Regions from separate parts of the Homo sapiens genome. Here region 1 is linked to region 2. Evidence: read pairs that join two places in POLR2A ChIA-PET (ENCODE). Cell type or tissue: Panc1. All regions are shown on one strand. Each heading gives the region's core, and the rest is flanking DNA. Links, peaks and the distances in the headings are about the cores only. Region 1 overlaps SORCS1 (sortilin related VPS10 domain containing receptor 1). Region 2 has its middle 10 kb from the start of SORCS1.

What was found. Peaks named below come from ENCODE experiments on the same cell type or tissue, not always from the same donor. Only the 100,000 strongest peaks of a DNase experiment are listed, where the experiment ranks them.
Region 1: POLR2A ChIA-PET joins it to region 2 with 13 read pairs; 2 of 35 experiments call an interaction of 5 or more read pairs at or near these places.

The regions. Positions count from the first base shown.
Region 1 is chr10:107,090,816-107,093,742 of GRCh38, forward strand. All of the region lies in intron 1 of SORCS1 (sortilin related VPS10 domain containing receptor 1), which reads right to left. Among named protein-coding and RNA genes, the nearest start is that of SORCS1, 72 kb to the right of the region's middle. In Panc1, for the core only: no CTCF peak of the experiment used is centred there; a DNase peak (open chromatin) is centred at 1,642.
Region 2 is chr10:107,173,463-107,176,389 of GRCh38, forward strand. It overlaps a transcript of SORCS1 not described here. Among named protein-coding and RNA genes, the nearest start is that of SORCS1, 10 kb to the left of the region's middle. In Panc1, for the core only: no CTCF peak of the experiment used is centred there; no DNase peak of the experiment used is centred there.

The sequences.
Region 1 (2,927 bases), core at 199-2,698, 83 kb before region 2:
ACCCAAGTTATTCCCAGTGGAAGTGATATAGAAAGAGACGCTGTCAGAAGCAACACTGGATCTAGAATTGATTGTCCAATACAGCCAGGTATCTATTCTAAAGTACACACACACACACACACACACACGTACACACACAATTGGTGAGTGAAATGAAAGAAAAGATAGCCAGTGACCTAGAAGAGAGTAAACACATGGGAAAGAAAAGCTCTATCTCCATGAGGTGTCTAGAGGAAAAAGTAAAAGCGAGGGAGACCCAAGCCCTCTGTTATGGTTCATCATGGGAAAATACCAACAAAAGTAGTTCATGCAGCATCCTTTACCACATTTTGTCACAAATCTCATCACGCAGCTGCTGCTGACATGACTCTTCTACTAATCCCTTCCTGCCTATGCAACAGAGCTGGTGAGTAGCCCCATTTGAGCCTTCCCTGATAAATCCCATAATCCTCACCACCTGCTTATGGGTTCCCCAGCATCGGTGATGACTGACTCCTTAGGATTCAAAGCAAATGCTGCTGTCCTCTCTCCCTTTTCTATGAGTCAGCCTTCTGATGATAACAATCCATTGTTTCATCATTTAATGTGGTCATATAAACAGGAGGAGGATGGCTGAGATTAAGATGGGACATTAATTTCCATTTCCTGGAGGATAAATCTTCTGATGTTTCCAAACTTGTGCCTCTGGCCTCCTGACAGTCCCATAAACTTGGGAAGATGAATGGAGTGTCTGTTTTAAAGTCATCTTTAACATTTTATGCATGGGCATGAACTTCAAATTCCAGAGACCGAGTTCATTTGCTGCTACATTAAGGATCCAGGTGGAGGAGAATAAGTCACCGAGATTCAATCATCTTCTGAAATATTGCTTACCTGAGAGTCCCTTCAAGATAGAGTAACTGCTGGAGACCCCCATGTGCCTCTAACAGCTGGACTTTGGTCCTTCAAAGCCTAAATGATCCATTTGGCTACATTTTATTTTCTTCAACTCTTTTCACTCTTCCAGATGGTAAAATGCAAAAATCTTAATATTCTGCAATGGCCAAGTAGCTGCCACACAGTTTCATGACCCATCACTCACTCTCTGATTATCCTGTCTTTATGTATGAATGAGCTCCTACATAATGCCATCAGAGTACACGACACTGCACATCAGTATCTAGCAGAGTACCTACAGGACCAAAACAGGCCAGTAAATCTAAGAGATTTCCGAGAAGAGCTGCAAAGGTGATTTAAGAATATTGAAAGTTGATTTAGGAAGGAAGATAAAAAGATCTCTTGCTTAAGCCAACTATGAAAATGTGGTAAAGCAGGTACATCCATACATCTGAAGTTCAGAAATGCTTCTAAGCAGAAGGATTGGAAGCCATACTAAAGGCAACTGCAAAATTGGAGCTTAGGAAAGAGAGAGACTCTCAAACTGCATGATACATCCTCTGTGTGATTCTAAGATGCCAAGAACGCTTCAGGAGCTGATGTTGCCCAAGACTGACACGAGCTCTTTCTGCAGTGAAAACCAGGATGAGAGACAAGAATTCTTCAGGAGATCATTGTTTATGGTTGTGGAAGCTGAGTAGTATTGAGGGATAATATCATCCATATTGCATGGTGAGAGGCAATGCAAGCATAGGGCTTGGCACACACTTAAGTGCTGAATGCATGACAGCTAGTGCTGCTCTACTCTCAATGGTATCGTTCTCCCTGCCTTGCACATGACAAGGCTGCAGTCCAATATGCCTGCCAGTCAGATGCTGGGCTCCTTCATTCTTCTTACTGAGCTCCCATTCAGGAATCAAACACATACTACAGATTAGCAAAGAACAGGCTTAAGAACTAAGCAACCTGCTGTGAGAGAGCTATCACAACTTTATTTTTACACCCTTTTCTCAATAACCATAAGATGCCAAGTATATCTTTTTGTGGCTTTTCACTGGAAAACCAAGTGCAGGACTTGAGAAACAGAAGGCTTTATATTTTACTTCTAAGTACCTATGCCAGACAAATCCTGAAAAGCACTTTCAGCTTTTTGGAAAATATTCCCAGGTTCACGGGCTAAAAGAAGACCATGAAAAAAAAAAAAAAAAAAAAAAACCTTACTGCTTCATGATTCCAACTTTTCTCAAGTTCAATAAGGAAAGAAACCATAGCAATAATAATGCCAGGTAATGATTTAAGTTTTATGAGCTAGGGAGCTTTCTTTGGTACTTTTCAGTCATTTCTCATTTAATCCTTACAAAAGCCTCATGCAGCTTATGCTTTAGTGGAATTCTTCAAGATTCCATTGCTAGTAAGCACTCAAACTACAATTTGAACTCAAGCCGCCTGACTGCAGAGCCATGATTTTTTTTAACCAAGATGCAGTACTGGTTCCCAAAATGTATGACTGATTTCCACATATATGCCCAGCACATACACACTTCGATTGACCGACAGTGCTGCATCCCTGGTCTGAAACATCTCCGGTCTGAAACATGCTTCAATGTCTGAAATAGCATCCTGAATGACATCTCTTCATTATACCCTCTCCCCTTCACTCTATTCTCAACTAGAGCAATTCACTTACAAAGCGAGTCTTTCGGCCAGGCGTGGTGGCTCACGCCTGTAATCCCAACACTTTGGGAGGCCGAGGAGGGCAGATCACAAGGTCAAGAGATAGAAACCATCCTGGCCAACACAGTGAAACCCTGTCTCTACTAAAAATACAAAAATTAGTTGGGTATGGTGGTGTGTGCCCGTAGTCCCAGCTACTTGGGAGGCTGAGACAGGAGAATCGCTTGAACCCGGGACAAGGAGGTTGCAGGGGGCTGAGATCACATCACTGCAGCCTGGCATCCAGCCTGGCGACAGAGTGAGACTCAGTCTCAAAAAAAAAAAAAAACTGAGTCTTTCATGTCACTCCCTGTTTGAAATCTCCCTCAGAATAAAAG
Region 2 (2,927 bases), core at 336-2,835:
TTTCACTATTTATATATACATTAAAACATCATGTTATACCTCATAAATATATTCAATAACAGCTAAAAGGGAAAAGAAGTTCTTAATATGATGTAATTCAATTTATCAATTACTTCAAACCTTTTCTTTATGGCTAATGCTTTTTATTTTCAGTTTAATAAATCTTTTCCTACCTCATGTTTGTGAAATTTTTTCTAGAAGCTGTATTGTTTTATCATTTATATCTATAATCCATCTGGAATTTCTTTGTATGTATATGGCATGAAGTAAGGTTCAAGGTTCATGTTGTAGTATATGGATATCAATGAACTCAGCACCATTAATTTAAAATTTAAGAATCCTTTTCCTATCATATTGCCATGGCACATTTATTGAAGTCAAGTGACTACGTGTGTGTGATTGTTTCTGAATTTTCTATTCTCCTTAATGCATCAAGTTTGTCAAATTTTGTGCTAACAAAGCACTTCTTAATTATTAGAACATCATAATACATCATAAAACCTGATATGAAGTCCCTTAGTTCTTCCAGCGTGTTCTAGAATCTCATTGTCAACTTCTAGGAATGATGGACTTTTTAATAGGATTGCATTGTATGTATAGATCAATCAGGGATAAATCAGTATTTTAAAAATATTGAGACCTCCCATCCATTAATATATTATTTTTCTGCATTTATTTTGATCTTTAAATTCTCTTAGCAATATTTGTTAGTTTTCCAATATGGAAATCCTGCACATCCTTCTTTTTTTGTCGTTGTTTTTGAGATGGAGTCTTGCTCTGTCACCCAGGCTGGAGTGCAGTGGCGCCATCTCGGCTCACTGCAAGCTTCGCCTCCCGGGTTCACGCCGTTCTCCTGCCTCAGCTTCCCGAGTAGCTGGGACTACAGGCGCCCGCCACCATTCCCGGCTAATTTTTTGTATTTTGTTTAGTAGAGATGGGGTTTCACCGTGTTAGCCAGGATGGTCTCGATCTCCTGACCTCGTGATCCACCCGTCTCGGCCTCCCAAAGTGCTGGGATTACAGGCATGAGCCACCGCACCCGGCCACATCTTTCAATACATTTATTTTCAGTTACTTAAGGTATTTGGTGGCATTGTGACTATGATCTCTTTATCTTAATTTTTAATTGATTATTGCTAGAATATAAAAACAAAATTAATTTTATATTGACCTTATATCTGGTGAAATTGTTAATTATACTTATTAATTTTAATAATTTTTAGGGCCCTTTAGAATTTTTATGTACTTAAGGATATGTGCATATTAAAATTCTACTTCTCTATTTGAAATATATCTACCATTGATTGGTTGATGATTGTTTGGCTAGCAAGATGAATATGATATTGAATAGAAATGGTAATAATTTAAAATATTGTATGGGGAAAATTGGCTCAAGAGCAGGGGGAAAGGTTTTATTATTTCACTGTGAAGTATGCTGTTTACTGGAGTTTTTCTTGCCAATCACTTTATTATATTAATTTTTTAAATTCCTAATTTGCTGACATTTTAACAACACGAATAGGTTTTGAATTTTATTATATGCCTTTCCACATCTTGCAATATGGTCACGTTTTTCTCCTCTGTTCTGTCAATATTAACTAATTATCAAATGTGAAGCTAATTTTACCTTCCTAGAACAAACTCCACTTGAACAAAACATTTTATTTTATTATAGTGTTGAATCTGATTTGTTTATATTTTGTTTAGGATTTTTGCAAGTATATTCATGAGATATCCTGTCTTTTAATTCCCTTTTGTATAATGTCCTTAATGGATTTTGAAATCAAGGTTAAAGTGGCACCATAAAGCAAGCTGATAAGAGTTCACCCTTTCTCTATATTCTGGGGGAGTTCGTGTAAGATTAGTGTTATTTCTTCCTTATTTGTTTGAATGAAATAACCACTGACATTACTTGGATCTGGAGTTTACTTTATGGGAAGCTTTATTTACTATTTATCAACCTATTTAGATTTCTTTCTTTCTTTCTTTCTTTTAGATGGAATCTCGCTCTGTCACCCGGGCTGGAGTGCAGTGGCGTGATCTTGGCTCACTGCAACCTCTGCCTCCCAGGTTCAAGTGATTCTCTTGTCAGCTTCCCGAGTAGCTGGGATTACAGGTGTGTGCCACCATGCCTGGCTAATGCTTGTATTTTTGGTAGAGACGGGGTTTCACCATGTGACCCAGGCTGGTCTCAAACTCCTGATCTCAAGTGATACTCCCACCTTGGTCTCCCAAAGTGCTGGGGATTATTGGTGTGAGCCACCGTGCCCAGCCAGTTTATTTCTTTTTGTGTTTGTTTTGGTACATTGTGTTTTTCAAATACTTTATTCATTGCATCTGAATTTTCAAATCTATTGATATAAATTTGTTTTATTATTGTATTACTCTTATCATTTTGCTATCTGTTAGATCTATATTAATGTCCTCTTCTTGATTTCTGATATGGGTAATTTTTGTTTTCTTTCATTGTCCTTGATCAAACTTACTAGAAGTTTATCAGGTTTATTAATTGTTAAAAGCAAATTTGAGTTATTCTTTTGTATATTTTGCTTTATTTCTGCTTATATACACACATATATATGTGTACATATATTTGAAACTTTTTATTCCCCTATAATCACTGCTTTAGCTGCATCTCACACGTTTTGATATGACCCACTCATTACCACTTAGTTTAACTTTTAAAATATCTCCATTGTTATTTCTTTTTTGATTCATGAGTTATTAAAAAGTATTATATGTAATCCTTCCTTCCTTCCTTCCTCCCTCCTTCCCTGTTTTCCTTCCTTCCTTCCTTCCTTTTCTCTTTCTTTCTTCCTTCTTTTCCTGCCTTTCTTCCTTTCTCTCTTTCTTTCTCTCTCTCTCTCTTTCTTTTTTTCTTTTTTTTTTGAAACGGGCTTTCCTGTCGCCCAGGTTAGAGTGCAGTG